6 separate regions of the Homo sapiens genome follow, and regions 2, 3, 4, 5 and 6 are each linked to region 1. Evidence: chromatin loops called from intact Hi-C (ENCODE). Cell type or tissue: A673. All regions are shown on one strand.

Evidence for each region. Hi-C counts contacts between places; a loop is a spot of excess contacts. Peaks named below come from ENCODE experiments on the same cell type or tissue, not always from the same donor. Only the 100,000 strongest peaks of a DNase experiment are listed, where the experiment ranks them.
Region 2: it touches region 1 in a loop (8-fold over the local background); 30 of 110 quality-filtered maps call a loop at or near these places.
Region 3: it touches region 1 in a loop (8-fold over the local background); 40 of 110 quality-filtered maps call a loop at or near these places.
Region 4: it touches region 1 in a loop (10-fold over the local background); 26 of 110 quality-filtered maps call a loop at or near these places.
Region 5: it touches region 1 in a loop (3-fold over the local background); 4 of 110 quality-filtered maps call a loop at or near these places.
Region 6: a loop joins it to region 1, with 9 times the contacts of the local background. A loop is called at or near these places in 4 of 110 quality-filtered maps.

The regions. Positions count from the first base shown.
Region 1 is chr11:83,817,990-83,821,989 of GRCh38, forward strand. The region is part of intron 17 of DLG2 (discs large MAGUK scaffold protein 2); the gene reads right to left. Among named protein-coding and RNA genes, the nearest start is that of DLG2-AS2, 180 kb to the left of the region's middle. In A673, a CTCF peak has its summit at 2,175 (motif pointing left); a DNase peak (open chromatin) is centred at 2,132; H3K27ac peaks cover 1,901 bases.
Region 2 is chr11:83,239,752-83,243,751 of GRCh38, forward strand. It overlaps ANKRD42 (ankyrin repeat domain 42), which reads left to right. Exons shown (of 11, transcript NM_001300975.2): 9 at 1,008-1,183. Among named protein-coding and RNA genes, the nearest start is that of CCDC90B-AS1, 44 kb to the right of the region's middle. In A673, a CTCF peak has its summit at 1,779 (motif pointing right); a DNase peak (open chromatin) is centred at 1,780.
Region 3 is chr11:82,716,583-82,720,582 of GRCh38, forward strand. No RefSeq gene overlaps it. Among named protein-coding and RNA genes, the nearest start is that of FAM181B, 15 kb to the right of the region's middle. In A673, a CTCF peak has its summit at 1,814 (motif pointing right); a DNase peak (open chromatin) is centred at 1,829.
Region 4 is chr11:82,865,445-82,869,444 of GRCh38, forward strand. The region is part of intron 1 of PRCP (prolylcarboxypeptidase); the gene reads right to left. Among named protein-coding and RNA genes, the nearest start is that of PRCP, 33 kb to the right of the region's middle. RefSeq lists an enhancer at 2,129-2,388. In A673, CTCF peaks have their summits at 2,238 (motif pointing right) and 2,440; a DNase peak (open chromatin) is centred at 2,237.
Region 5 is chr11:83,085,096-83,089,095 of GRCh38, forward strand. The region is part of intron 2 of LINC02951 (long intergenic non-protein coding RNA 2951); the gene reads right to left. Among named protein-coding and RNA genes, the nearest start is that of LINC02951, 10 kb to the right of the region's middle. In A673, a CTCF peak has its summit at 2,138 (motif pointing right); no DNase peak of the experiment used is centred here.
Region 6 is chr11:83,191,277-83,195,276 of GRCh38, forward strand. It overlaps ANKRD42 (ankyrin repeat domain 42), which reads left to right and starts at 2,436. Exons shown (of 11, transcript NM_001300975.2): 1 at 2,436-3,452. The coding sequence starts at 3,395. It overlaps ANKRD42-DT (ANKRD42 divergent transcript), which reads right to left and starts at 2,393. Exons shown (of 3, transcript NR_149009.1): 1 at 2,191-2,393. RefSeq lists enhancers at 2,143-2,362, 2,423-2,532, 3,053-3,412 and a silencer at 2,667-2,845. In A673, no CTCF peak of the experiment used is centred here; DNase peaks (open chromatin) are centred at 2,415 and 3,265; H3K4me3 peaks cover 2,942 bases; H3K27ac peaks cover 2,456 bases.

The DNA of each region.
Region 1 (4,000 bases):
CAAAGTTCTCTCAAACACATACATTCCTAGCATATTGGAGCTGGAAGGGCCTTTAAAGATCCTGAGTCTCCGTCTTTTCACTTTACAGAGGAGTGAGAAGATCAGGAGTTTGTTCAGGTTGTCCTGAGTAACTGAATTGTTGCTCCTGGGAGCTATTTGCTTTTCCTAGCCTAGCCCAGTGCTTAAACTCCTCATCCCGTTTATTCAGAGGCCAAATAGTCTCCTGCATCTGGTGTCTTGTTGGTCTGGGCTGTTGATAATTCTTGAGCACTCCTGCTTTTCAAAACTTCTGCATTGGACTTCATGTTCTTCCTTTGTGGCCTGATGAAAAAATCGTTTATCTTAGACTTGCAGTGAGGATCTGGGAAGGTCTTTCCATTACCAAGGAAAACATGAATCCTCCTCAGAATACCTGGTGAGGTTTTGCCTTTTCTATGGAACTCCCTTGCCTCACTGTACTTTTCTTATAGTATAATTCGGGGTGGACCTGCTTATTACTTCTGTTAGACTATAAGCATCCCAAGGACATGACACATGGCTTAGTCATCATTACATTCCACATAGCAAGGTGACATAAACACAGAAGCCCCTATCAAGTTCGTTGTAGACAGGGATGAGAGGATACATGAATAAACAGAGGAATGGAGTGGAATATCTTATTTCCTGACAGGAGGTTTAAATCTATGTTAGTAAGGGTATGAAAGCTATATATATTTTTTCCTTCAGGGAAAGATGGTGAGCCACCCAAGGTGAAAAGAGAATCTCTGACAAGCAAGCAAAAATTAAGGTTGTACTCTTTGTCATAAGAAATGACTATGAATATGAACGTAAAAAGACATTAGAGAAGAAAAGTCAGGAAAAGGGGAAAGATAAATTTGGGTAGCATAAGAGACTGCCCAAAGGACTTTAAAACCAGAGATACCTGACGTTCATTTTTAAGTTTTTACATGTTTATGCAAATCCACTGCCATCTTTTTGAGGCATAAGTCCTGTCTGCTACACACAAAGGAGATGCTAAGGAACACTTGCTTGCCTTTATGTTAGAAACAGAAACAGTGTGATTTTTTCTGATGTTCTCAATTACAGAGTCTACTGACTCAGGTCTATATGTGCCTGATGATGATCACGAGCCCCATCAACAAAGGGAGTTCCCGCTCAGCATGGAGGCAGACCCTCCGCCAAATGAAAGAAAAATGTAGGCCAGGTGTAGTGGCTCACACCTGTAATCCCAGCACTTTGGGAGGCTGAGGCAGGTGGATCACCTGAGGTCAGGAGTTCGAGACCAGCCTGGCCAACATGGTGAAACCCCATCTCTACTGAAAATACAAAAACTAGCTGGGCATTGTGGTACATGCCTGTAACCCCAGCTAACTGGGAGGCTGAGGCAGGAGAATTGCTTGGACCTGGGAGGCTGAGGTTGCAGTGATCCAAGATCATGCCACTATACTCCAGCCTGGGAGACAGAGCAAGACTCTATCTCAAAAAAAAAAAAAAAAAAAAAAAGAAGAAAAGAAAAAGAAAAGAAAAAGAAAAGAAAAATATAGTCTTCATTCTTCTTAATTCTATCATAAATCTGAGAGTAGAATAATAAAAGTACATGAAAAACTACCCATAGCTTAGTATAGTTTATGTTACACACAAAACCTGAGAGATATAGGCAATAAATGTTCCTGGAATATGTTTTACAGCAACATTGGTCCATCAGGAAAGTTTCCCTCCAGGAAAGATTCTGAACATAGAGAAATAACAAGAAATCAAATTATAAGGAAGATTAACTATTGACCTTTTCCTGACCCCTCTATTTCTCCCCTTCAAGCAGGAGAATTATAGGTCAGTCCAACGTTGAAGAAGGAGTAACATTTCTCATTTTGAGCTTTCTCAAGAAATCTTGGCTATCAGAGCTCCCAGCTGATTCCTAGTGGTTTCTTATGTTTAAATACAGGACCCTCACAATAATAATAATAATAATAAACAAAGTCACAAATGTTACTTTCAGGTTTGAATTCCACTTGAATTCATTGAGTTATATTTTAAAAAGCTATCATTATGATAACCAGTTTTAATACTGTGATCAAATACAATCACTAGTATGAAAACTGGGCAAAAGGCCACATTCCACTAGTGTCTCCAGTTCAATGCAAAATCTTTTACTGCCATCTTGTGGATTTTTAGGAAATAATCCCAGTCACTACATATTATTTATTGTCTTACGGGAACAATAGGTTCATAGGCCAGTTTATGAAAATAACTGAAAAAAAGTATAAGAAAAGAGCAGCTAAATAGTCAGGTTTCCATCTAACATTATCACTTTGTATTCTCTACTAAGCATCTCTGAGGCTTGGTTTCTTCATAAAAAGTTGTTATTATAATAATACCATCCCCTGCCTGTCTCAAGGTTGCCATAAGAATAAAAATTTTAAATTGCTCCATAAATCAAAAGTACTATTCAGAAACAACCAATTATTATCAATGCTATCAGCCACATTATTAGAATGACGATACCTAAGCATTTCATATGTAACAAGGTAAACTATGGTTCAGGCTGAAAAGTCCAGACCTTGGTACCTGCTTTCAGAGTGATTTGTCTCATCTTTTATGGCTTTCAGGGCAAGAAAATGGATGTTTCAAATGAAAATATTCCCTGGAGATAGTTGTTCCTGGGGCAGAAAATACTGTGGGCCTGACAACTGAGGAAGGGAATATTTCCTTTTTTACTGATTCACTGATGAGCAAGTGAGCCCCGACATTTGAAAAGCACAGCAAATATGTAGTATAGGAACAGCTTTTTCCAGTGAAAAATGCTACCCCTGGGATCCTATCTACTGATCCATATTTAGTTATTCTCTGGTAAGTTATTCATCCAGGATTTCTCTCTTCCAACCAACCGACACTTAAACTGGAAAACCAGGCAATAGGTTGGCTCATAGATGTCACAGACAACTTAAAAAAGAATCTTCTGAGAATTTCAGGGAAAAAACTTAGAACAAAATCTCCAAAAGCTTTCCTTTCCCATTAGCGAAGACTTCAAGTTCTTTCATCTAATTTATTCATCACCTATGAACACCTGTGTGTGCCTAGCACTGGGTTAGGTTCTGGGATGCAATGATGATGCAGACATAACGCTTATGCTTACTGACCTCCATACTAGCTGGAAAGTTCACATCTCATAACTCATGATATCTGCTGCTTCAAGCTCTGCAGTTGTTCAGAACCTGAGCAGAGAAAGGGCCAATGCTGCCCTTGGGAATTTGAAAGAGAGAAGCAGCTCATGTATGAGCAATTTGCTGTTAGAGGACGCTCATCGACTCTCCACTTATGTCAGCTGTTGAGAGCGGTCATTGCATGTGGTGGAGTGAATGGTGTCAGAAGTGGTGATGGTGATGATGAAGAAGATAAGATGATACTTGGAATTAAGAAACTTATTATGGATTTTTTTTAGATGAATGGATTTTAAATAATGTCAGCGTGAGAAGAATAAGTCATAGTAGTTGTTTCTTTTTATCAATCTGCCATGCATTACGACCATGTTCATATCTTATGTCTCCACTAAGCTATCAGCCCCTGAAGGTGAGAACAATGTCTGATATACCTCTCTATTTCCTATAAACACTAGAATAATATTTGACAGTCATGTTTTCATTATTGAACACTTATAAAGTGCCAGATACTTTTCAAAACTCTTCGAATACAGCAATAAACAAAATAAATCAATAAGAGATATTCAATAAATCAAATAATTAACAAATAAGAGTCACAGCCATACAGCCAAAGTGTTTTCCACTTCTTCCACTTAATATACATGTATATGAATTGCTAAATAAATCACCAATTTCCTTCTCTCTACTGAATCATTTCCATCAACATATAAACACTGTTACAAAAAACAAACTCTACCCTCAAGTTCCCATTCTATTGCATTCCTCTCTAGAGCAAACTCAAAGGAGATAACTCTTCTCCTTGTCATTAAAAGAGGGAATTTGGATGGAAAGGCAGGAGGAAC
Region 2 (4,000 bases), 580 kb before region 1:
GCATCAAATAGGTGATTGAATACTATGGGTATATCTGAAGTTTTCCATAATTTCTGGTCCACATTTTTTTCTCATGCACCAAAATGCTTGGTGTGGGTGTAGGGTTATTTTAGAGATAACTTTGAATCTAGCATAAAGTAAGCACTCAGTAAATGACAGCTGTTAAATTACAACCTAGTCGTAGACTTAATGAATTCTATAAACCTTACAACTTCCTGCATATGTTTATTACTATGTCTTTAATGATTTGCAGTATCTGGTAGGAGGTAATGTGTGTGTTTGGTTATGTAAGTATGAGAAAATAGGATTTAAGGTTTTTATGTTTAGTGAGTAATTCTTCAAGTTGTAAGAAAATATATTAAAAATTCCAGTTAGCAAAATTGCGGAAAATATGCAGGTTGCATGCAATCACAACAACTCCAAAACCAAGAGTACATTACTGGAACGTTCACAGAGATGCAGGAAAGATTAAGGAGAATTAGAAAACATGAATGGAAAGGTCATTATTTTTTCATTAAATTTCAAAGCCGTACCAAATGCTTTGGCTTGAGGAAGGGTGAAGATAGAGGGGGCTAGAGCTATATTAATAGTTAGCCCTAAAACTGGAATGAAAATGAATTCTATAATCTAAATTAGGCCAAGAAAAGGCAATAACTGTAGGTAATCAAGGAGGGTGGTTCTGGGCCTTCTATTCAGTTGAGCAGCTCTGCTTGAGAGCATACTACATATTCCTTTGGTATTGGATCTCCATTCCCAGTGTATTTTTGCCAATAAAAATTATGGAATCAGTGTTTAATATGAATAATTGTCCGTAGTGCCAAGTAACTGAGTTTCTTACATAGTTGAATATATGTCAAATTGTCACTGACCTTCAGATTTTGGCTCCTTGGCTGGTGAGTGGATTGATGGCAGGGTGTACAGAGTGTAATCCCCTAAGTTAAGTGCAAGCTGCAGTTTCAGTTTGAAGAAGATTGTGGATCTGGTTAGTTATTGATTCTTTTCTACAGGTTTGCCCATTTGGCAGCAGTGAAGCTGTTAGAGGAGCTACAGAAATATGATATAGATGACGAAAATGAAATTGATGAAAATGATGTGAAATATTTTATAAGACATGGTGTTGAGGGAAGCACTGATGCCAAGGATGATTTATGTCTGAGTGACTTGGATAAAACAGATGCCAGAAGTAAGTATGCTGCCTCTGTTGTGATTTATCCTTTCAGAAATACCACAGCCACTTTTTACCACAAATTTGGAAACTATTCTAAAGACAAATACTGCCTACAAAGTAAAATAATTTGATATTTTTGGAGGAACTAGAACTAATATAAGTTTTTGTACTAGGGTTGTTGAACATATAAAAAGTATAAGACATAATCTCTGTCCCTCAGGGGGTGGAAAGTTATATAAGAAAATACTTAAGTATTTTCTTCAGTGGATCAAGGAAACAGGGCAGGGAAAGAGACATCTCAAGGATTTCCATGGTTAGTTGGCAAATGATTGTTATAGATAATAATAGCAACAAATATTTATTGTCTACTATGTGCCAGACACTGTTGTAGTTATTGAAGTAATGGTGAACAATACAAAGGAACTTCATTCGAATGGTGGTAGTCAGGAGGGAGGGTGATAAATAATTGATAAGAAAATAGATATATAAAGTAAATAGAGTAGAGTGGTGCTATAGATAAGAAAGTCATTAGGCCTCTCTGAGGTGGTGATGTTTGAGCAGAGACCTGAGTGATGAGAATGAGTCATATTAAGATCTTGGAAGAACGTGCCAGCAGAGGGAGCAGTGCACGTAAAGGCCATTATGTAGCATTGAGAATGGTCAGTGTGGCTTGAGTAGAATCCCTAAGGAAGTGGCGACAGATTGGTCTGAAAGGTAAGCAGGGACCCAGTCAGATCATGTAGGGCCTAATAAGGATTTTAGATTTCGATTTTTATTTGTTCATTTTTCCCCTTTTTTCACTACAAAATCTCAGCATATAGATTTTATTTTAAATAGCCATTGTTGGGATTCAGGGTGGGGAATGATGTGATCTGATTCACATTTAAAAACAGTATCACTCTACCTGTTGGGTGGGTGATAGACTGGGAGGTGGAAAAGAGCATAGCATTTCAGATGGGGTATGAATTAGGTGGGAAGAGAACATACTCCATCTAACAATATAAGGTTGGATGAAGTTCCTGATATAATTATATCCTGATGCCAAGGATACTAAATTAGAATTGTACAAGAGCAGACGTAGAATATCTGCACAGATTTCCTGGGCTCCTAGAGTTCCTGATGTAGGCCTGTAACTACCAGTGATATTGGACATCTCCATTCTTGTTTTGCTTCCACCTTTTCATATTAGAGGCTTTCATCACCATTTAAGAAGAGCTTACATTAACATTCTATGTATTCCCTTTAAGCAATATTTATATATATATCCTGGTTCTTGAAAAAAATCAGCATCAGTAATACCATACTTTGTTGGGAAGATAGAGTGAAAGCCAAGCCAAGATCTTGTTTGCCTTGACTGTTTTTGCCTCCAGATTTCTGGTGTTGTGGAAAGCCCATTTTCCTTCATAGGGCAAGAGTGGAAGCAGGGAAATCAGTTAGGGGGCTATCGCTATAGTTCAGGAGAGAGTTGTTTATGGCTTGGACTGGAGTGGAGATGATGGGGATAATGAGAAGTGGTGAGATTTGGTGTATTTAGAAGAGAGAAAGATGATAGGATTTGCTGATAGATGTGGCTATGAGGTGTTAGAAAAAGAGGGTAATCAAGGATGACAGATTTCTGGCCTGGGGAATTCGGTGAATGGTAGTTAAGTTTTTTTTTTTTTTTTTTAGATGGAGTCTCACTCCGTCGCCAGGCTGGAGTGCAGTGGCACGATCTTGGCTCACTGCAACCTCCGCCTCCTGGGTTCAGGCAGTTCTTCTGCCTCAGCCTCCCGAGTAGTGGTGACTACAGGCACGTGCCACCACAGCCAGCTAATGTTTGAATTTTTAGTAGAGATGGGTTTCACCATGTTGATCAGGCTGGTCTTGAACTCCTGACCTTGTGATCCACCCGTCTTGGCCTCCCGAAGTGCTGGGATTACAGGCGTGAGCCACTGTGCCCGGCCGCACCACGTTTTCTTTATCCGGTCTTCTGTTGATGGGCATTTAGGTTGATTCCATGTTTTTGCTGTGTGAATAGTGCTGCGATGAACATGTGTGCATGTGTCTTTATAGTTTGAATATAGTGTGAATATAGTATGAATATAGTGTGATATATATTCCTTTCTGTTTTGAGTTCTTTGAGAAATCGCCAAACTGCTTTCCACAATGGTTGAACTACTTTACACTCCCACCAGCAGTGTATGAATGTTCTTTTCTCCACAACCTCCCCAGCATCTGTTGTTTTTTGACTTTTTAATAATAGCCATTCTGACTGATGTGAGATGGCATTTCATTGTGGTTTTGATTTGCATTTCTCTAATGATTCCTGATGTTGAGCATTTTTTCATATGCTTGTTGTCCATGTGTATGTCTTCTTTTGAAAAGCATTTCTTCTCTGTGAGGATTAAAATGTGTAAGGTACTTAGTGTAGTGTCTCGACATCACAGACACTGCATAAATACGTGATTTTTATTGTTTTCATTGGAAATTTCCTCTTTTGTTGAATTGAAATCTTTCTTCCTGGAGCTAATTCCAATTAATCTTAGTTCTTACCTCTGAGGACCCCATAGAACAGGCTTTACGAAACACAGACTTTCAAATATTAATGAAATTATTATATAAGCTAAATACTCACTGCTCTTTCAGTCTTTTCTGACATTTTTTATCTTAATCCCCTCTATCTTCTTACTAGTGGTTATGGTGGTTCCCAAACCTGTCTGCCCTTGAGAATTGTCTGAGGAGACATTTTTATGTATGTATGTATTTATTTATTTATTTATTTTGAGACGGAGTCTTGCTCTTGCCCAGGCTGGAGTGCAGTGGCGCAATCTCGGCTCACTGCAAGCTCCGCCT
Region 3 (4,000 bases), 1.1 Mb before region 1:
GAATTTTCTCTCTGTTCTTTAATAGCTAAATTTAAAGTGTCAAAGAAGGTCCAAATCAAAAATCCATAATTTCTCCTTTTTCTATTAAGACATTCCAGAATATCTTTTGGAAATTCAATTTAAATGCTGTATTCAAGCTTTATCAACTAAGCTAGTCCCATGAAAAAAGGAGATAAAATATAAAGTATATTTAAAATTGTATATGGTTTTAAAAATTACCAAGTGTGTCCTGACAGGAATGAAATTCAATTTTGACAAAGCATCAATAAGAACTAAATTCTCTGCTTACAATTTTACACATCAGAATGGATTAGAAGAAATTTCTATAGACTAGTTTCTGACTCCATACATTTCAAGCCTTGTTTCTCCCCTCTGCTCACATTTTCCCTGAACCAGGCACCCTGAACAGACTCTATTATAGTACAACCTCTGACCTTGCATCATGTTTTCACAGCTGCACAGTGGGCAGAGTACTATCCCTGGAAACCATTCTTATACCAGAACAGCTAGCAATAACTCTGCATGAAAGAGACAGAAAACCACGACAATGCAACAACTACACTCAGACTAAATGTATCCCCACTCAACTTCCCTGAGCTGGGTCCCCAAAATGTCCATGCTTCCCCAACGCCATCCAACACAGAGTAAAATGTGATGGAGCGGAAGTTGACAAGGAAAGAGGCAGCACACCTAACCAATTGCATGCAGTTGAAAATATCTTACTTTTGCAAATTTCACAAAACATAACCATGAGAACACATTGCCAGGGGACCCCCCCCCCCACCCACTTCCTCACATGCACACCTTGGACCTTGGAAAGGGCCTACGCAAATGAAGATCCCTGAAGCTAGAGCTTCATTGGCTTCACGGTAAATCTGTCTCTGATTTTCATAGTTAACTTGACTAACAACAACTATATTCGTTAAGGTAACCCTAAATGGTATAACAAACAAACAAACACAAAGATGCATAATAGCTCAAAGACACTTAGAGGTTTACTTCTTGCTATGGAAAGTCCAAAAGAGGTGTTCTTCATGGACAGGTAGCTCTCCTCCAAGTGGTGACTTGAAGACCCAGATTCATTGCATCTTGTGATTCCATCTTCAACACATGAATCCCAAAACTGCCATGCTCATCTGCATCACACCACAAAAGGACAAATGACTTGGAGATTTCTATGTAGAGAGTTCTATGGACCAGACTCACAAGTGATGTGTATCACTTCCGCTCACATTCCATCACCTAAGACTCAGTCACAGGCCGGGCATGGTAATCTCAGCACTTTGGGAGGCAGAGGCGGGAGGATCACTTGAGGTCAGGAGTTTGAGACCAGCCTGGCCAACGCGGTGAAACCCTGTCTCTACTAAAAATACAAAAATTAGCCAGGCATGGTTGGGGGTGCCTCTAATCCCAGCTACTCAGGAGGCTGAAGCAGGAGAATCGCTGGAAGCTGGGAGATGGAGGTTGTAGTGAGCCGAGATCATGGCACTGCACGCCAGCCTGGGCGACAAGAGTGAGACTCCATCTCAAAACAAAAAAAAAAGACTCAGTCACATGGACACAACTAACTGCAAGCCAGGAGCTGAGAAAGGAAACCAAGGCTTTGTAGCAGCTCAAGTCTGTAGAGGTTCCCAGTTTTCCTCCAACATCACTCTGAAGTCCAGGGTTACAAGCAGGGACAGTGGACACTTACATCAATCCTTTTCTATGGTTGCCCGGGCAGGCACAAATTTAGGAGAGGAAAAAAATAAAATCCCTTTCCATTATCTCTGTTCCAGTGAAGTTACTGGCAAAAGCCAGCGTCGTTTGTATGTGCAACCACTAGATGGCTCTTTAGGCCTTTGGATTCCCCAAGTTTTTGTTAGATGCTTTTCAGCCAAGCAGTTTGAAAGGATTCTCCAGTCATCTGAGCAGAGTTATAAATGGCCCTATTCTTCCTAGCCTCACCCCAAGAATGGACCTGGGCCTGCCTCCACCTCGGGAGGATTGGCAACCAAGATAAAAGAGAAGTCAGTGCTGTTAAGCAGAGCATGGGGAAGTCCGTTGGAAGCAGAGACACTGAGCCCAGAAGGCTTGGCCAGAGGCGCAGCTCTGCTCAGAAAGCTCAGTGGAATGTGGCCTCACAGTACCTGTTTTATTGTCTGTTAAATAGAAAATACACTGCTACTTTAATTTAATACAGGTGTCCTGCTTTTCCAAGTGCCTTTACAAACACCGTCTACTTTTGTCCCCATAACATCCCAGTCAGGCCAGCATTAGGCATTATGGGTCCCACTTTGCAGATGGTGAAACTAAGGGACTAAAATGTCAAATAACTTGCCCAATGAGGTCACGAGGCAAGTTATCCTTTTCATGGTTTCGTGCTTTGCATTTTGTAAAACACTGCCAATGCTTTGGCTTCCTCATTTCTCACAACAGCATATGAAAGCAAGACAAGCATTGCCATCACTATCTTCATTCTATAGAGGGGGAAAAATGCTAAAATCTAGTGAGGTTGAAGCAATCTGTTCATCTTGGCAGCATTCATGCTATAACTCTCCTTTCCAGATCTCCCTGTTAAAATTAGATTTTCAGGCTTAACACCAATTACTTTTCTGGAACAAAAGGGCCAATTCTCTCCGCTTATGGTCACATACAAAGTATAAATATTTAAATTCTTTTTAAATTTAGAAAAGACTTCTTTTATCTCTTCTATAGTTTCTTTAAACATGAAACCATAATTTTCGCCAATGTCAAGATTAGCTCTGTCTTTTGCATGCTTTCGTTGTGCATTTTGTCAACTACGTGAATAAAGAGAACAGAAACATAAAGGCATTGACGGAGACTGAGGAGCAAGCAGGTAAGAGAATGTGTGGCCAGTCCTTGGCGCCTCTGTGAGAAGCATCTGGACAGAGCAGTGGCTTCCAACTGTGCTCACCCCAGGCCCAGCTGCATCAGTCACATCTGTGAGTCTGGGGAAGAACTGGGCTGTTTTTCAAGTCCTCCTCTTGTCCCAGGAGATTCAGAATCACAGGCAGCACTGAGGACAATTCTGTTCTCCAAAAGAAGATCCAGCACTAGAAGTCCACGGTTTGCTCTTCTGTTTGAAACTTGCCTCTTAGCCAAAGGAAGATGAAAATCTCAGAGGAAATATCAAAGTGACCTAAAAGTCAGCTACAAGTATTAAACACAGTCAAATACAGTTAAATAAATAACAGGACTTGGATCTTCCTCAGACTCCAGATGAAATGGAAATAAATTCATAGCTAAAGGGGAGATTTTATTCTCCAACCATTGGATTTTCAGATCCTACTGACATTTACTAAGGCCTTGCATTTGGCAAATGCTATGCTGGAGGCTGTTTATATTTCAGTTCATCTTCACAACCACCATGTGGAAACATCACATGTCTCCATTCTAGAGATGAGAACGAACACTGATACTCAGAAATGATGATGTGACTGTCCTATCCAGCACTAGTGAGCATCAGCATTGGTTACATCCAGGTCTTAGAAATAACAGTATCTACCAGTACCTGGGAACCTGCTATATGCCTGGCCCTCAGCAGTAGCTACCTACCTGATTTCTAATTCTCACACTAACCCTGAAAAGCAGGGAATATTGTTATTCCCACTTTCCAGATGAGAAAACTGATGCTTAGAAAGGTTCGGTAAGTCTACAAAATGGCATCAGTAAGAAAAGGCAGAGTGAAATTTAAACCGGTTCAGTCTAGGCCGGTGACCACTGCAGTGTGCCAATTCCAGGTCCAAGGCGGCTCTTGTAGCTGCTGCTGTTGTGTTGTTGTTTCACCACCTTTTACTGTCATTCAACTTGCTCTCAGCAGTTGGTGTGTAACCTGTAGAAACCTGTAGGAACAAAGGTAAGGTCCTCCCAGCTGAACGGTGGCCCTGCTCAGAGGAAGGATAATAAAGTCATGCTGCAGCGCTTCCTGTTTCCTCATGCCATTATATGGACAAGATTGGCTTTTCTTACGATGTTCTGGCAGCAACCCATGACCCAG
Region 4 (4,000 bases), 950 kb before region 1:
CTACTATTGCTAACTCCATTAGGCCACTGATAAAACCAAAATCACATTGGCTCCTTCTTGGCAGCCTTCGGTTTTAGAAAATTCAGTATGCAGTTGGATTTATTCAGGCACCCAGACATCTAATAACAGTTAACTAAAATTTTACTAAAGATACAAAAAGTATACCCAGAGATATACATGACCAAAAAAATTAACTTACGCCTCCAATAAATCAAAGCACCTTAAAGGAGTTTTTCATGTGCTCTGGTTTCCAACTCTAATGCAGAGATCTAAAATAAAATAAGACCCTCTTTCTCCCATTTGATGTGTGTGTCTTATATTAATTTGGGGATTGTGGGGTTACATTCCATTAGAGTTCTTAAATGGAGACTGACAGCTTTCTGGGCAAGCTTGATATGCCCTGAAAGGATGGACACTTTTATGTTAGAAGAACACGGGTTCCCAAAGAAGGACTAAAACATGGAAGGAAGGTGGAGTTTAGACAAGCCCTAGATCTACAGTTGGAGAAGGATGGATGTCTAGGAGTGGATTCCTACTAAGTTGTCCCTCACACATGGGCACCCTAGAGGTAGGACAAGATCAGAGAGCAAGCCACATCTTATGAGTCAGATCTCTGGCTCTTGGATGACTCCTGGTTTATTTCTTCTTTATTATGTCAAGGCCTTTCAAAAACCCTGCTTAAATGTTCTACCTTTACTCATCCATACAATGAAGATACCAGAAAGTATTGGAGATTAAATTTGACTTAAAGAATTAAAGAGGAAACGGTATCCCCCAGTGAGTGTAGTGGTAGCAAAGGAAATGTTTACAAGTCCCTCCAAGAGGAAGGTGAGTCCAAGAAGATACTGTCCTCCCTTCCCACGAAGATGCTCTCGTCATTGCCAACCTTAGAGGGTCGAGCTTCCATCTTAACAAAAAGGGTGGAAGTCCTCTCAGAGATATGCTTCAAAGGCAATCATCTTCGTATGTAATAAGACACTGCTCCTCTTTACACATACTTCTATAAGTGTTAACCAGGAGACAGAACTGCATTCCCTGACTCCTATGCTTTTTTTTTCCTAACATGCCCCTAATCTTAAAAATGAGACTCTTAGAAATAAATTTATTTAAAGAGAAAATGGTAAATGAGAAAGGGAAGCAAATAAGTGATAATGGGAGAGTCCATCATGGGGAAAATTTAGTGCCCCAGCCTCCTATACTCAGATGGTTTGAAAGGCAAGAACACAATAGCTACCACAGTGCCCTTGTACATGGCAGATACTTTATAGATAATTGTTTTTAATTTTTTTTTTTTTGAGCCGGAGTCTTGCTCTGTCACCCAGGCTGGAGTGCAGGGGCGTGATCTCGGCTCACTGCAACCTCCACCTCCCGAGTTCAAGCAATTCTCCTGCCTCAGCCTCCCAAGTGGCTGGGATTACAGGTGCCCACCACCACACCCGGATAATTTTTGTATTTTTAGTAGAGACAGGGTTTCACCATGTTGGCCAGGCTGGTCTCAAACTCCTGACCTCAAGTGATCCACCTGCCTCAGCCTCCCAAAGTGCTGGGATTACAGGCATGAGCCACCGCGCCCGGCCATAGATAATTGCTCAACTGATGCAGTTTAAATCTTCTAAGTAAGTGGTTCTTGTGTTTCTGATTATGAGGTTCCCTTCTTAATGTTAAAATTATCACAGATGTGTTATATATTAGTAGCCAGTGCTTGAGAAAATATGAGAAGCTATTATAAATTCAATAATGGTATAAATAAATATCACAACAGCATCTATCTATGTGGAAAAAAAAATTGTGCTTAGTAACCAAATGGGGAGAGAAAACACCCTCTCGAAAAATTCTGCAGTGCTTAATAACCTTTCTTTCCTCAAACCAAGAACTCCTGGGCCCAGAGGGGGAATTGCTAAGTTATCAAAATGCTGTGAAACCAAAACACTCTTTGCTTTACTGCTAAAACAGAGGTGAAAATATCCTGCCGTTGAGAATACCTAAAATGCTCCAGTAAATCAAGAAATAACATGTTTTGACAAATAACAGTTAAGTGTTTCATTAGAGGGAGATTCTATCTGTTGGTCAAACAGCTCTGTGAAAGCACCACATAATCAATGCCTTCCCACGGCTTCAGGAAGCTTTGTACTAGAAGAATTACCGGGCCACAGCTCAAGCTCCCAAATTAGAGATAAAGTGCTGCTGTAATCAAGCACTGCATATAAATTTTAGGAAATGACACACCACCAGAGGGCGCCCTTATATAAGTAGTAAAGTCGGAAAGACCATTACTTTTTTTTTGTTTGTTCTCTAAGAGACGGGGTCTCCCCTCTGTAGCCCAGGCAAAGTAGAGTGGCCAGATCATAGCTCACTGCAGCCTCGAACTCCTGGGCTCAGGCGATCCTCCTTCCTAAGCTCGAGAGTAGCTGTAACTAAAGGCGCACACCACCACACCCGGTTTGTTAAGTTTTAAATTAAGTTTCAGAAAATCTTAGGACAGAAAGGGAACTTAGATCTCAAGTCCAAACTCTTGGATAAAAAACAGACACAGAGGCCAATTATTTTAAATCTTTCTTTTCTAAATAAATATATTATATGTTCACATGATTGAAACAACAATCATCCCCCTTCTTTTTAAAGTCAGGATTCAAAATCTGTGCTGTCAGAAACCAGGATATTGGTTACCAGTGCAGGGGAAAACTGACTGTAAAAGAGAATGAGGGGATTCTGGAGTTAGGATAATGCATTGTTCTGTATGTATAATAAGATAATTCAAAAGCAGATTGATAAACATTTAAAATCTCATTGAAGATATATATTATTTTACAAGATACATGTTTATATTTCTATTTCACTATACAGGCATATGTAAATTATATTGCACTAAATCACATTAATATTAAATTTTTCTTTCATTTAAAAATACTTATTGAGTGCTCACTAAAAGGCAGGTATTAAGAAAAAAACTAAGATACAATTCCATTTCTCAAGTTCTGGAGAATCTAACAGAAATGATTAATGTGCTAGTAAACAACCAAGCAGTGGTGTGGTTAAGTTCTGTATACAAAGCACTGTGGGAGCTCAGAAGCCAAAGTCACCACCCTGCCTGAGGAAATTACAGAGGGCTGCACCAAGGAGGTAATATCTGAGCTGAAACACAGAGAAGAATTTTTTTTTTTCAGGTACAAAAGAGCATTTCAAGCAAAGGAAGAAAAACATGTGCAAGGCTATGATGAGCTATACAGAATGAGCATAAATTCAGGAACTGTTGTTTTACGGCAAGAGGTTTATGAGGGGAAGACATGGGAGATGAGATTAGACTCACTGGGCTGCCACAATGGCTCACACCTTTAATCCCAGCGCTTTGGGAGGCTGAGGCGGGAGGATCAAATTGAGGCCAGGAGTTCGAGACCAGCCTGCCCAACATGGCAAAACCTCTTCTCTACAAAAATACAAAAAATTAGCCAGGCATGGTGATACACGCCTATAATCTCAGCTACTTGGGAGGCTGAGGCCCGAGAATCACTTGAACCTGGGAGGCAGAGGTTGCGGTAAGCCAAGATCACACCACTGCATTCCCACCTGGGTGACAGAGCAAGACTCTGTCTCAAAAAATAAATAAATAAATAAGGAAAAAGAAAAACCTAGGCCAGGTGCACTGGCTCACACCTGTAATTCCAACACTTCAGGAGGCCAAGGTGGTAGGATCACTTGAGCCCAGGAGTTCAAGACCAGCCTGGGCAACATAGCAAGACCCTGTCTCTACAAAAAATAAAAATATTAGCCGGGTGTGGTGGTACATGCCTATAGTCCTAGCTACTCAGGACGCTGAGATCAGAGGATCCCTTGAGCCCAGAAGTTCAAGGTTACAGTGAACTATGATCATGCCACTGCACTCCAGCCTGGGCGACAGAGTGAGACTCCATCTCAAAAAAAAAAAAAAAGAAGAAGAAAAGAAGAAAAGAAAGAAGGAAGAAAGGAAGGAAGGAAAGAAAGAAAGCGGTATAGAGAGACAGAA
Region 5 (4,000 bases), 730 kb before region 1:
ACTGCACTCCAGCCTGGGCAACAGAGCCCGACCCTGTCTCAAAATAAAAGAGAGATGTAATGGACCCCTTTAATTAATCTATAAACTCCTAATTAAGAACCCTGGTTAAAATTTTTTAATAGGAGCTTGTCTTCTTCACTGTTGTATCCAAAGCCTGACTGAAATCTGTAGACACCTAAGCAGTGAAAAATTTGATGCCTTAACCTATATAATTTAAAATCAAAATATTTACACTATAAGGTGAATTTAAGGAAGATCTCATTTTTCTCATGGTGAAGACTAAGATACTTTTTCAAAATTACTAAATTTTCATTTGTTTCATCAGGGATGAGGTTGGGGGAGGATCTAGCTCCTTTATTAATACCTGAATATATAGGTTTTAATATCCAAGCTTGACTATATCCACTACACTTGGTACACAACAGAACAAATGAATGAACATTTTCATGCCTGTAATCCTAGCACTTTGAGAAGCCAAGGCAGGAGGATTGCTTAAGCCCAGGAGCTTGTGACCAGCTTGGACAACATAGGGAGACCTTATCTCGACAATAAATTTAAAAATTAGCTGGTTGTGGTGGCACGTGCTGGTAGTCCTAGCTACTGGGGAGGCTAAGGTGAGAGGATCGCTTGAGCCCAAGAGGTTGAGGCTGCAGTGAGCCATGATCATGCCACTGCACTCCAACTTGGGCTACAGAGCAAGACCTTGTCTCTCAACTAAAAATAAAAAATAAAATTCACGATACTCCCCAAAAGCTGATGATAACATGTAAGAAGCGACTTGATTTTACCTTCTAACTCTCCCTCCCTTTTAGCACAATGCTGCAAAATGACTGGCTCATAAACCACTAAGCTGCCTTGGCAGCCACTTGTTATTGTTACCAGTAGGTAATATGCTGTTTTCTTCTGCTTGGCACATAAGCAGTAGGCATGAAATAATTGCTTAATGGATAAGTAAGTTGTTAAATTATAAAACTCTGATGGATTGCTTAGTCCTTTAACAATTTACACCCCCCTCCCACTTATCCAATTCTTTTGTGACAGATTTTGCACTAGCAAAGTGCACTGTTTCAGACAATCAAGGAAATAAAACATTTCTTGATGAAATCCTACCTCGCCTCAACAGGAAACTGAATTGGAGTCCTCAATTCTCAGTACATCAGAACTAGTGTGTGAAAGGATCAGGAGAGGACCATAGTATTGGAGAATAAAACATTATGTATTGATGGTTGAGCTTTATGTCATCGTGTAGTAAATGCTATGACCATAAAGCCATTACTGTTAACACTTAAGTTTATCTTCTGAAAGAAGCCTATGAAATATCTCCAGAAAGACTAGGGGATTTTCTTCTGTTTGTTTGTTTGTTTGTTTGAGATGGAGTTTGCTCTGTTGCTCAGGCTGGAGTACAGTGGTGCGATCTCGGCTCACTGCAACCTCTGCCTCCCAGGTTCAAGTCATTCTCCTGCCTCAGCCTCTGGAGTAGCCAGGACTACGCACTGCGCCACCACACCCAGCTAATTTTGTATTTTTGGTGCAGACAGGGTTTCCCCATGTTGGCCAGGCTGGTCTTGAACTCCTGGCCTCAAGTGATCCGCCCACCTCGGCCCAAAGTGCTGGCCACCGCGCCCAGTCAGACTTGTTTTTTAGTGAAATAAATTGTTTTCCTTTAGGACCTTATTCTTTATGATAACAGATTCCAAGAATATGCAGTCTTGTCAATGGCTGTTTCATCCTCAGTTTCTTTAAAAATAAAATACAATTAGAACATTTTTAGATATGCTATATCTATCCAATCTATTTTCCTGTCACCCAGTAAGGTTTTCTATCATCAGCACAGGTCTATGAAAGGACAGTAAAGGGTCTCCTGTTACATACCCTAGCACTAATGTTTGTAATAGAATGTTAAGATAAGTTGTTTCATGTAATCGGACTACATTCAGTCTTTCTCTACCCTCTGTCCTCTATTTACCCACCTATGCATGTGGCCTACTAATTATATTGACTGTACATGACCAGCAAGTTGTAAGTTCTTTTAAAAGCAGGAGCTCAACCATATTTGTATTCACATTTCCTTCTGCTTAAAACAGGGCTCTTGTTTCTTCAGTAAATATTCATTCGGTATCCACTAGGTGTCAGATAATATACAAGGTAGGTTCTAGGGATTCCAAGATAAATAAACACAGATATGCCAATATGAGTCTGACAGTTTTGGCGGGGAGAGGTGGAAAATAGATCTGCAAGCCAAAAAAGCTACAGTAGAATAATATAAATATTGTAATGGCAATAAAATACCAGAACTATTAATTTTACATTTAGTAATCATTCAGTATCAATTAAATGGGTAAAATGGATATGTTGGCATGAATGACATATAACTGAAAAAACACTAAGAACTGTATAGAAACTGAATTAGACATATGAGTAATATTAGTAGGAAGGGGAGAGAATATTTGATTCCAGGTAGGCTACCAAGCAGGATGTTTTTTCAGCACAGCCTTGGAATAAAATCTGTAACCTTTGAAAACAATCACATTTTTGTTCTTATGCAATCTTTGTTTTTAAATGTATTTATTGTTTTGGCTCTAGTCCCTGAATGTTAAAATTTTAGTGTCAGTGTTAATTCTCACTTATCTTCTCCAGACCTTACTCCCTAATTTTCTCATTTTCATTTGCCCCAATAAGTGCCAACCTTACCTTGAATAGAATAGTGGATTTATCAGCTTACAAGGACTAAAAAGTCGTCATTTCCAAAAACATCTGTCCAATAAGTCTGCCTCAGTGACTACATTTCTAGCATTACAATGTCATTCTTAGTACACTGATTTGATCTTTACAAATTACATAAATGTATAAAATTGTCGCATGTACCCTAAATTATATACATCTATTATGTATGTATCAATAAAAAAATAATTTTCTGTGCTTTTTCTCCTGTTAAAAAGAATTCTTTTCTTTTTGAGACAGGGCCTGGCTCTGTCACCCAGGCTGGAGTGCAGTGGTGCAATCTTGGCTCACTGCAGCCCCTGCCTCCCAGGCTGAAGTGATCCTCCCACCTCAGCCTCCTGAGTAGTTGGGACTACAGATGGGTACCACCATGCCTGGCTAAGTTTTTGTAGAGACAGGGTTTTGCCATGTTGTCCAGGCTGGTCTCAAACTCCTGAGCTCCAGCAGTCTTCCTGGCTTGGCTTCCCAAAGCGCTGGGATTACAGGTGTGAGCCACCACACCCAGCTGATTCTTTAGAAGACCAGTATTGCATTGTGATTGCCTCTGGGCAGGAAAACTAAGGGGCATCAGTAGACTATGCAATTACTTTCTTCCTCTTTAAAAAAGTATTGTTAATTTTTAAATTTACATATTTTGGTATACAATTCTATGAGTTTTGACAAATGCAAAGAATCATATAACCACCGCCATAATTGAGATACTAAACAATTCTATCACCTCAAAAAAAATCCTCTTGAGCTGTCTCATTTATAATTTTTGTGATTAAAAATGGTTATTTTTCAAAAAGTAACGTTTGGGCCAGTGCGCCTGGAGTGCACCAGTAGTCCCAGCTACTAGGGAGGCTGAGGCAGGAGAATTGCTTGAACCCGGGAGGTGGCGATTGCAATCAGCTGAGATCACACCACTGCACTCCACCCTGTGAGTGGGCTACAGAGTGACACTCTGTCTAAAAACAAAAACAAAAAAACACTTTAAATGTTTCATATAGTTATTCCTTATTCAAAAAGTATGCCTTTTTGGGTTAAGACAGTGCCATTTCAAATAGCCTTGTAGAAATATAAGCAAGGAAATGCTAAATTATACCATTATTGATCATTAGTACCTTAGCTTGTAGTTTAAACTGTTGAAGAGAATTAGGACTCCACCTGGCATTGTGGCATAAGCCAGTAGTCCCAGCTACCCAGGAGGCTGAGGCCTGAGCTCAGGAGTTCAAGACTAGACTGAGCACATAGCGAGATCTTGTCTCAAAAAATGAAAGAAAAAGAATTAGGACTCAGA
Region 6 (4,000 bases), 630 kb before region 1:
GGCCTCAGCTGCCCCATGTCTTGTTTTGTTTTTTCTTTGAGGTGGAGTTTTGCTCTTGTCGCCCAGGCTGGAGCGCAATTGCGCGATCTCAACTCACTGCAACCTCCGCCTCCCAGGTTCAAGTGATTCTCCTGCCTCAGCCTCCCGAACAGCTGGGATTACAGGCTCCTGCTACCATGCCTGGCTAATTTTTGTATTTTTAGTAGAGATGGGGTTTCGCCATGTTGGCCAGGCTGGTCTCAAATCCCTGACTTCAGGTGATCCGCTCACCTTGGCCTCCCAAAGTGCTAGAATTACAGGCGTGAGCCACCGCGCATGACTCAGTTGCCCCATCTCTAAAAGTGAGGGGATTAGGATGACTAATCCCAAATTCACTTCCAACAGTGAAAAACTTTATCTTCAGCCTATTAGTTCACCTGCCTGACAGTTAACTCATCAACCCACCCACACAACAGTTACTAAGCCCTTCTCTTAAATGAAATATTCTAGACATCAGAAATGCCAAGATTTTAAGATACAGTCCCTACCTTCCAGAAGCTCAGGGTCCTTTAGGGGTGAGGAAAAATTGTTAAACAGATAATTATAATACAATGGGATAAGTGATCTAATAAAAGGTTGTGGGAATTCAGAGACTTTGAGGAGCTCCTGCAGAAAAATTCAAGACCTATTTTGGAATCCTAAGTCAGGTATTTATTATTTACTAGTGAAGGGGGAATTAATGAATTTTATAAGTATATTAGTCAAGAAGTTTATTCTTTTCCTTAGAGGTAGAATGAAATATAGCCCCCCACCCTCCGGAGGCCTGGGTTAAGAGAGAATATTAACCGCTTATTTCTCCTCTACGCACGGAGAGGCTTATCTGTGTTCCACCGTTTCACGTTCCTTGAGGCACCACGAGTTCCTGCTTCCCTCCCTAGCGCGCTGTAAAGTCACAAGGTTGATAAGCAATTGCTACAAAAGCATGCATTCCCAAGGATGTAAGACATGTGGTGTAACAAATGTAAAAGAATAATTAACTGCCTTTGTTCTTGCTTCTGCAAGTAGGCTTCCTGTAGCACCAAACTCCCGCCACAAATTGCTTAAAAGGTGATTGATCCCTTTGTTCCGGGCTCAGACTTTCTGGACCCCAGTCCGACTGAGCCAGTGATCACCTTAATAATAAAGGGTTGTCCTGAATTCTGTTTGGCCTCTCCCGTCTCTATTTGTCCCGCAACACTAGCAGTATATCCTCAGGCAATTAACTTTTTTTTCCCTTGTTTCTCTCTCTGTAAAAAGGAAGAGGAATACTTATTTTGGCAGGTTATAATAAGAATTGAGTCAAACTCATTTATGTTGGCATAAAAAAATGAACAAGAAAATATAAAGCACTTAGTACAATGCCAGGCAGATCATAGGAACTCAGTAGATGGCAATTGTAATATTACAAAAGGTGATGGAAGTCAAAGACAATTTACTGTACCTCAAGAGAGTAGCGGTAGGATCAGAAGAATTTCCCAAATGTGTTCACAGACCAAAACTGGGGGAAAAGCAGGGTAGTTTCCTGGTAAGACGAACAGCACATGACAAGGCAGAGATATTAAAAAGTAAGGTACGCTTCCAGGACGAGTTCATTATTCCTGAAGGGAGAAGGCAATAAGGGTGGAAAAACTGGGCCGAGAGGGGAATCCAGGTTGGTGATGCCCCTGGAGGGCAGGTAATTCTTACTAATTTCTGTATTTTCTGCTGCTGGCACAAAACGTGACCCATACGTTTGCAACAAATGGTGAAATAATTCATTCCTGTTGTTAAGCAATAGGGTTGTAGAAATATTTGAGCAGTAAACATGCTACAGTGAAAGGATTCTCGGATTTGGAGTCAGGAGACCTGAAGCACTCTTTTGACTAATGACCTGTGTTTTTTTACTGGTTTTACAACTTACCTGCTGCCTGGCCTTACCAAAGTACTGATATATTGAGTCTCTTGACCCATAAAACAGGGGTAACAACTAACAAGCGATTATTAAAGAGTTGGCGCTAGTAAAGTACGCAATAAAAACAGCGGCTGCAGCTGCTAAATTCTCCTTTAGGTCTTTTTCCATACTTGCGAAATGACAGGGCAACAAATTTCCTTCCAACCACCACTGAGAAAGTATACCACGTTTGCCCAAGGACAAAAAGGCCCCGCCCGGCCCGCGCCACACAGGTCACCTACGCAGAATGCAGTCCTGGGGGGTTCCACTTGTGTCGCTCAGCGATGGAGGGCGCGATCGATGACAGGCCACTCCAGAGACGGACCTAGATAGGTTCGCATGAGGCCGAGCCGAATTTCACCAAAAACCAGTTTACACCACCTCCCGATTTGTCCACACGAAAAGCCATGGAATAGCTGAGGGAAAGGAAACCGGAAGTAGCGTGGGCCGTGAGGAACGGGAAATGACCTCAGCACGTCGGAAGTGTACTCGTTTCCAAGGCGACGGCCCTGCTGCCTCTCCAGCCAAGTGGCTGGAGTCGGGAGGCTGGAAAGAGACTCCGAGAAAGTACCAGCGGAAGGCGGCCGCCGCTACGGCGATTCGCAGGGAGTAGCAGACGAAGACGGTGGCCGCCGCACTAGCCACCACGTGTGGAGGATAAACGGTCTACACGGCCATTCCGGCGCCGAGTCTAGGGAAAGAGTTAGCGACGACGGGGAAAGAAAATGTGAAGAGAGCGACCGCCGCTCCAGGGTCGCTGCAGGAAGCCTAAGTGCAGACGCCGGCTTCTCCCGCAGTGACTTGAGAAGGGTCAGTGAAAACCTCGGCCACTGCCGCAGCGTCTCTAGGGAGAGAGTTAGGGGAGATAGTGGCCACAGTCACAGCTGCTCTTGGGAGAGAGTTAGGGGAGACAGCACCTTCTGCAGCAGCGACGTGAATTTTAGTGAAGTTGGAGGCCACCAAACTACCGACTCCAGGGGAACAGCCAGAGAAGACCGAGGCCTCCGCCTCAGTGGTCCTTGGGAGGGAGTCAGTGACATTCGGGACCCGCGAACTAGTGACTTCGGGGATAGAGTCAGTGACGATCGCAGTCGCCGCTTCAGTGGCTCCTGGGAGGGAGGGAGTGTCGAAGGCGGCCACAGCGTTGGTAGTTCTTGGGAGGAAGTAAGTGGAGACCGCGGCTACGCAGCCAGCGACTCCTCTGGTGTGAGCGGCAGTGAAGACGCCAGCTACCGCTTCAGTGGCTTTTGGGAGAGAGAAAGTGAAGACGAAGGTTTCCGCTGCAGCTTCTGGGAGAGAGCAAGAGAGGACCTTGGGCCCCGTCCTAGTGACGACGGAGAAGAGGGCCGCTGCCGCTGCAGTGGCTCGTGGGTGAGAGCAAGTGAAGACCGCCGCAGCATCAGGGGCCTGGACTCAACTCCTCCCCAGAGTCGGAGGTGTTGCGCCATGCCCGGGGTGGCCAATTCAGGCCCCTCCACTTCCTCTAGGGAGACTGCAAACCCCTGTGAGTCAGACTGTCATTGGCCTTCATCTCTGTCGTATTCCTTTTCTCACTTAAGCCCGCAACAGCCTTAGCCCTTTCTGGCATTTCCTTTTCTCAGCCGTCACTCCCCCCTTTCCCTTTTTAATTTATTTTCAGGGGATACCAAAGCTGTTCAGCTCTCCCCTGTTCTGTATTATTTCCGCTTTCTTTCCTTTTTTCCATCCACACTATTCCTCCGAGTCTTCTTGCCCAGCTTGACATCAACTCTTGTTCAGTCTTAATGGACGGACCCTTTTAAGTTCTTCCTTGACTTCCCTGCAGCATTTGACCCTGTGGAGGTGACAAATTAGTACTTACTTAGTTTTCTTCTTTCACTCCATTGAGTGACCCTTTCCCTTACCGTTTTCTTTTCTTCTGCCATCTTCTTAAATGCAGCTTTTACCCCTTGATGATGCCATCATTGGTTCTCTTTTTCTTGTCATTTACTGTGACTTCAGTCCTACTGGTGGCCCTCAAATCGGTTACTCATTCAACCATCCAGTAAATATTTACTGCATATGCCTACTTTG